2 separate regions of the Homo sapiens genome follow, and region 2 is linked to region 1. The links are chromatin loops, found by intact Hi-C in ENCODE. Cell type or tissue: gastrocnemius medialis. All regions are shown on one strand.

What was found. A loop is a pair of places that touch in the nucleus more often than their neighbours do. Peaks named below come from ENCODE experiments on the same cell type or tissue, not always from the same donor. Only the 100,000 strongest peaks of a DNase experiment are listed, where the experiment ranks them.
Region 2: a loop joins it to region 1, with 18 times the contacts of the local background. A loop is called at or near these places in 13 of 110 quality-filtered maps.

Annotation. Positions count from the first base shown.
Region 1 is chr12:46,982,937-46,985,436 of GRCh38, reverse strand. No RefSeq gene overlaps it. Among named protein-coding and RNA genes, the nearest start is that of PCED1B, 95 kb to the left of the region's middle. In gastrocnemius medialis, a CTCF peak has its summit at 1,261 (motif pointing right); a DNase peak (open chromatin) is centred at 1,312; H3K27ac peaks cover 398 bases.
Region 2 is chr12:46,341,485-46,343,984 of GRCh38, reverse strand. No RefSeq gene overlaps it. Among named protein-coding and RNA genes, the nearest start is that of SLC38A2, 30 kb to the left of the region's middle. In gastrocnemius medialis, a CTCF peak has its summit at 1,286 (motif pointing left); no DNase peak of the experiment used is centred here.

The DNA of each region.
Region 1 (2,500 bases):
GGCACGATCTCGGCTCACTGCAAGCTCCGCCTCCCGGGTTCACGCCATTCTCCTGCCTCAGCCTCTCCGAGTAGCTGGGACTACAGGCGCCCGCCACCACGCCCGGCTAATTTTTTGTATTTTCAGTAGAGACAGGGTTTCACCGTGGTCTGTATCTCCTGACCTCGTGATCCGCCCGCCTCGGCCTCCCAAAGTGCTGGGATTACAAGCGTGAGCCACCGCGCCCGGCCGAAATTTCTTTTCTTTAAGAATGATAAAAATAGGCAGCGAATCACCCCTGGCTTATGAGGTTTCTGTTGAGACATCCGCTGTTAGTCCCTTTGTATGTGATCTGACCTCTTTCTCTAGCTGCCTTTAAGATTTTTTCTTTGGTGTTGACCTTGGACATTCTGGTTACAATACACCTTGGTGATGTTCATTTTGCATAGTATCTCACAAGTGTTCTGTAGATTTCTTATATCTGGATATTTGCTTCTCTAGCAAGACTAGGAAAACAATATTGAATTATTCCCTCAAATATATTTTCCAGGTTGTTTTCTTTTCCTCCGTTTTTTTCAGGAATGGTGATAATTTATAGGTTTAGTTACTTTAAATTATCTCATATTTTTCAAAGACTCTTCATTTTCAAAAATTATTTTTCTTTATTTTTGTCTGACTGAGTTAGTTCAAAAGACTAGCCTTTAAGCTCTGAAATTCTTCTGCTTGGTTCAGTCCATTGAGAAATCGTTCAATTGTATTTTGAAATTCCTTAAGTGAGTTTTTAAATTCCAGAAGTTATGATTGATTTCTTTTGAAGATGTTTATCTCTTCCTGCATTTCCCGAATTGCTTTAGGAGTTACTTTGTGTTGATTTTCAACCTTAGCTCAGATCTCCTTCAGCTTCTTTGCAATTCATGCTTTGAATTCTTCCTCTGTCATTTCTTAGTTTCCATATTCATTACGGACAATTGCTGGAGCCGTTAGTGTGATCCTTTAGTGGTGTTATTACATTCAGATTTTTCGTTGTGCTAGAATTCTTGCACTGGTTCCTTCTCATCTGGAGATGCTGTAGTTATAATTTTTGTAACTATTTTCCTCCAGGTAGGATTTTTTCTCTTTCCTTCTTCTCCTGTGATATTACTGTTTCTTTCTTCTTTCCCTTTCCCTTACTCCCTGGGGTGTGACTGCAGAGAGTGCTGGGTAGGGTCTTTTGACTTTGCTTTTATATCCCTAGGCACTTCTGTTGGCAGATTTTATATTGGGCTGTGCAGTTCAACCCACAAGCCAGTAGATGGTGCTTTTTGTAAGCGCTGCCTATGGCCAATGATCTGGTTATATACCTGATCTTTGTTTACAGAGAAGCTCTCTGTTGCCTTAGGCAGTAGGCTGATTCTTAGAGTGAACAGTGGTCCAAGTTCCCTTAACGCTGTGGGGTGGGGGGCAAGATGTGTAAGGCTGGACCTGGCAGGTCCATTTACAAGTCCCTTGATGGCAGGGACAAGTACCAGTGCCAATGGGGAATCCAGTGGGCAGCCACCAAGTGCCCAGAAGTGTGTTTAGGCAGGAAGCTGAGAAATCTCCTTGGCCCCAAGTTCTCTGCATGGGGATGGGGTGGGCTAAAGTCCTAATCCAGAAGATTGGGTGCTCCTGAAGCCTAGAGATCTGCCTGGGCTTGAAACAAAGAGGGCCCCTATGCACCCAGATAATTGCACAGGAAGGGTGGAGTGGCTCAGCCTGCCAGTCTAGGCAAGCAGGTGCTTTGGATGCCTGAAGGTCTGCCTGGGTGTAGAGTCGAGATGGCCCAGTTGCACTATGGTCTATGCACAGGAAGAATGCAGGGAGTGAAGCTGCTGTTCCAGGTGAGTGAGTGCTCCAAATGCCAGGAGATCTGCCTGGGTGTGAAGTAGAACTCCCCCTCCTCCCATTCCCCCATAACCCACACAGGATCCCTGCACAGGAAGGGTGGGGTGACTGAGACTGCTAGTCCATGCAAGCAGTTGCTCCACATATCTGGAGATCTGCCTACACGTGGAGTGGAGAGGGCTTCACTGCAGCACAATCTATGCACAGGAAGGCTGGAGGGGTTCAGGTGGCTGATCCAGGTGAGAGGGTGGTCTGAATACCTGGAGATTTGCCTGGGTGTGGATCAGAGAGGACTCCACTGTACTGTAATCTCAGAAGAGCAGGCTGGGGCACCCAACAATAGCACATGGAGACTGGTTCCATGTTACCAAGCTGGCTGTAGCTGCAAGTCTTATTGTCCAGGAGAAACTGCAGCTGTAGCAGCTCTCCTGCCCCAGGCCTGCCACAGTGGAGAGTACAGTTCTAATGCCTTCTGCTGAGGTGATTTTCACAGTTCTGGCTGTGGAGGCCCCTACCCCACTTCAGAGCAGGCACTCCAATCTCTGGCCTGAGACCAAAATACCTGTGAGGCCATCCTGCCGGATTGCCAAATAATGGCTGACATTGTATGCACCAGGATAAAACATGGCGTCCTGCTCTTGTTCCCAGGTCTGATAAA
Region 2 (2,500 bases), 640 kb after region 1:
TTTATGTTGTTTGTTGTTCTGCAAGAAACCTACTGCTTGTTTCTTTTTAGGTCATTTTAATTGCTTTATGCTGGTGATGGTTGGTAAAGTTAAAGAAAAGGCCTGTGTTTCATGTTTGCAACTTGGATGCCAACTCAGCCATAGTAGGGTAGGGCACCAGGCAGAGTTGTGAGGCCCCATTACAGCCCTAGCTCCTGGATGTCATTTCTAGACACACACTGGGCCGGAAGAGAGCCTGCTGCCTTGAAGGGAAAGACTGAGTCTGGAAGAATTCATCACCTGCTGACTGTGAGCCATTGGCCTCTGAATAATCAGCAGTGGTAACCAGGTAGTACTCACTGTGGCCCATGGGTGAGACTCTGAGATGTACTGGCTTCAGGTGTGATACAGCACACTCACAGCTGTTGTGGCTACAAGAAGAGATACTTTATGTTTGAGAAAAGCAGAGAAACGATAAAGGGGACTTTGTCTTGCATCTTAGGTACCAGATAGGCCAGAGTGGAGAAAAGCACCAACTGGGGTGCTGGGGTCCCCAGTTTCAGGTGTTGGCTCTTGAATCACATTTTTGGACCTACACTGTGCCAGAGGGGAGACTACTGCCCTGAAGGGTGAGTCACAGGCCTGGCAGCATTTATTATAAGAGCGGACTAAAGACCACATGGGCCTTAAGTAAACATTGGTGGCACCATGGCAGTACTCCCTTGGGCTTGTGGTGGTGCTGGTGGACACAGGGAGAGACTCCTCTGCTTGGGGAAAGGGGAGAAAAGAGTGGAAGGGACCTTGTCTTGTAGTTTCAGTGCCAGCTTAGCCACAGTAGAATAGAGCATCAGGTAGATTTCTAAGGTTTTTGACTGTAGGTTCTGGCTCCTGGACAACATCTCTGGACCCACCCAGGGCCCAGGGGGAACTTGCTGCACTGCAGAGAAGGACATAAGACTTGTTGGCTTCACCACCTACTGATTGTAGAGCCTTGGGGCCTTGAGCAAATATAGGTGGTAGTCAGGTTGTGATTACAGTGGGCCTTGGGCAAGATCCAGCACTGTGCTGGCTTCAGTTCTGACTCAGCACAGTCCCAGTAGTAGAGGCCACAGGGGTGCTTGTGTTACTACAACCACTCCTAGTTCCAGGCAGCTCAGCATAGACAGAGGGAGACTCTGGGAGAAAGCAAGGGAAGAGAACAAGAGTCTCTGCCTGGTAATCCAGATAATCATTGCAGATCTTATCCAAGACCACTACGCAGTACCTCTACTAGGCTACAAGAATTATAGCATTACTGGGCTTGGAGTGCCCCCTAATGCAGATATGGCTGCAGTGACCAAAAACTTAGATCACAGTGCCCAATTCGCTTCAAATATCTGGAAAGCCTTCCCAAGAAGGACGGGTACAGACAAGTCCAGAATGAAAAGACTACAATAAATACACAACTCTTCAATGCCCAGACACTGACAAACATCCATAAGCACCAAGACCATCCCGAAAAACATGACCTCACCAAGCAAACTAAATAAGGCACCCAGGGGCAATACCAGAGAGACAGATATACATGACCTTTCAGACAGAGAATTCATAGTAGCTACTTTGAGGACACTCAAAGAAATTCAAGATAATGCAGAGAAGGAATTCATAATCTTATCAAATAAATTTAATAAAGAAATAGAATAAGTTTTTAAAATCAAGAAGAAACTCTGGAGTTGAAAAATGCAACTGACATACTCAAGAATACACCAGAGTCTCTTAATTGCAGGATTGATCAAGCAGAAGAAAGAATTAGTTAGCTTGAAGACAGCCTATTTGAAAATACAAAGTCAGAAGAGAAAAAAGAAAAAAGAATAAAGCACATTTACAAGATCTAGAAACTAGCCTCAAAAGGGCAAATCTAATAGTTATTGGCCTTACTGAGGAGGTTGATAGATAAAGGCAGAAAATTTATTCAAAGGGAAAAGAACAGAGGTATTCCCAAGCCTAGAGAAAGATATCAATATCCGAGTACAAGAAGGTTATAGAACACCAAGGATCTTTAACCCAAGGAAAACTACGTCAACGCATTTAATAATTCAACTCCCAAAAGTCACGGACAAAGAAAGGATCCTAAAAGCATCAACAGAAAGGAAATATATAGCATGCAATGGAGCTCCAATACATCTGGCAGCAGACTTTTCAGTAGAACACTTACAGGCCAGGAGAGAGTGGCAGGACATATTGAAAGTACTGAAGGAGGAAAAAACTTTTATCCTACAAAAGAATAGCCAGCAAAAACATCCTTCAAACAAGAAAGAGAAATAAAGCCTTTCCCAAACAAAAGCTGAGAGATTTTATCAACACCAGACCTGTCCTACAAGAAATGCTAAAGCAAGTACTTCAATCTGAAAGAAAAGGACATTAATGACCAGTAAGAAATCATCTGAAGATACAAAACTCACTGGTAATAGTAAGTATAGAGAAAAACACAGACTACTAAAACACTGTAATTGTAGTATATAAACTACTCATATCTTAAGTA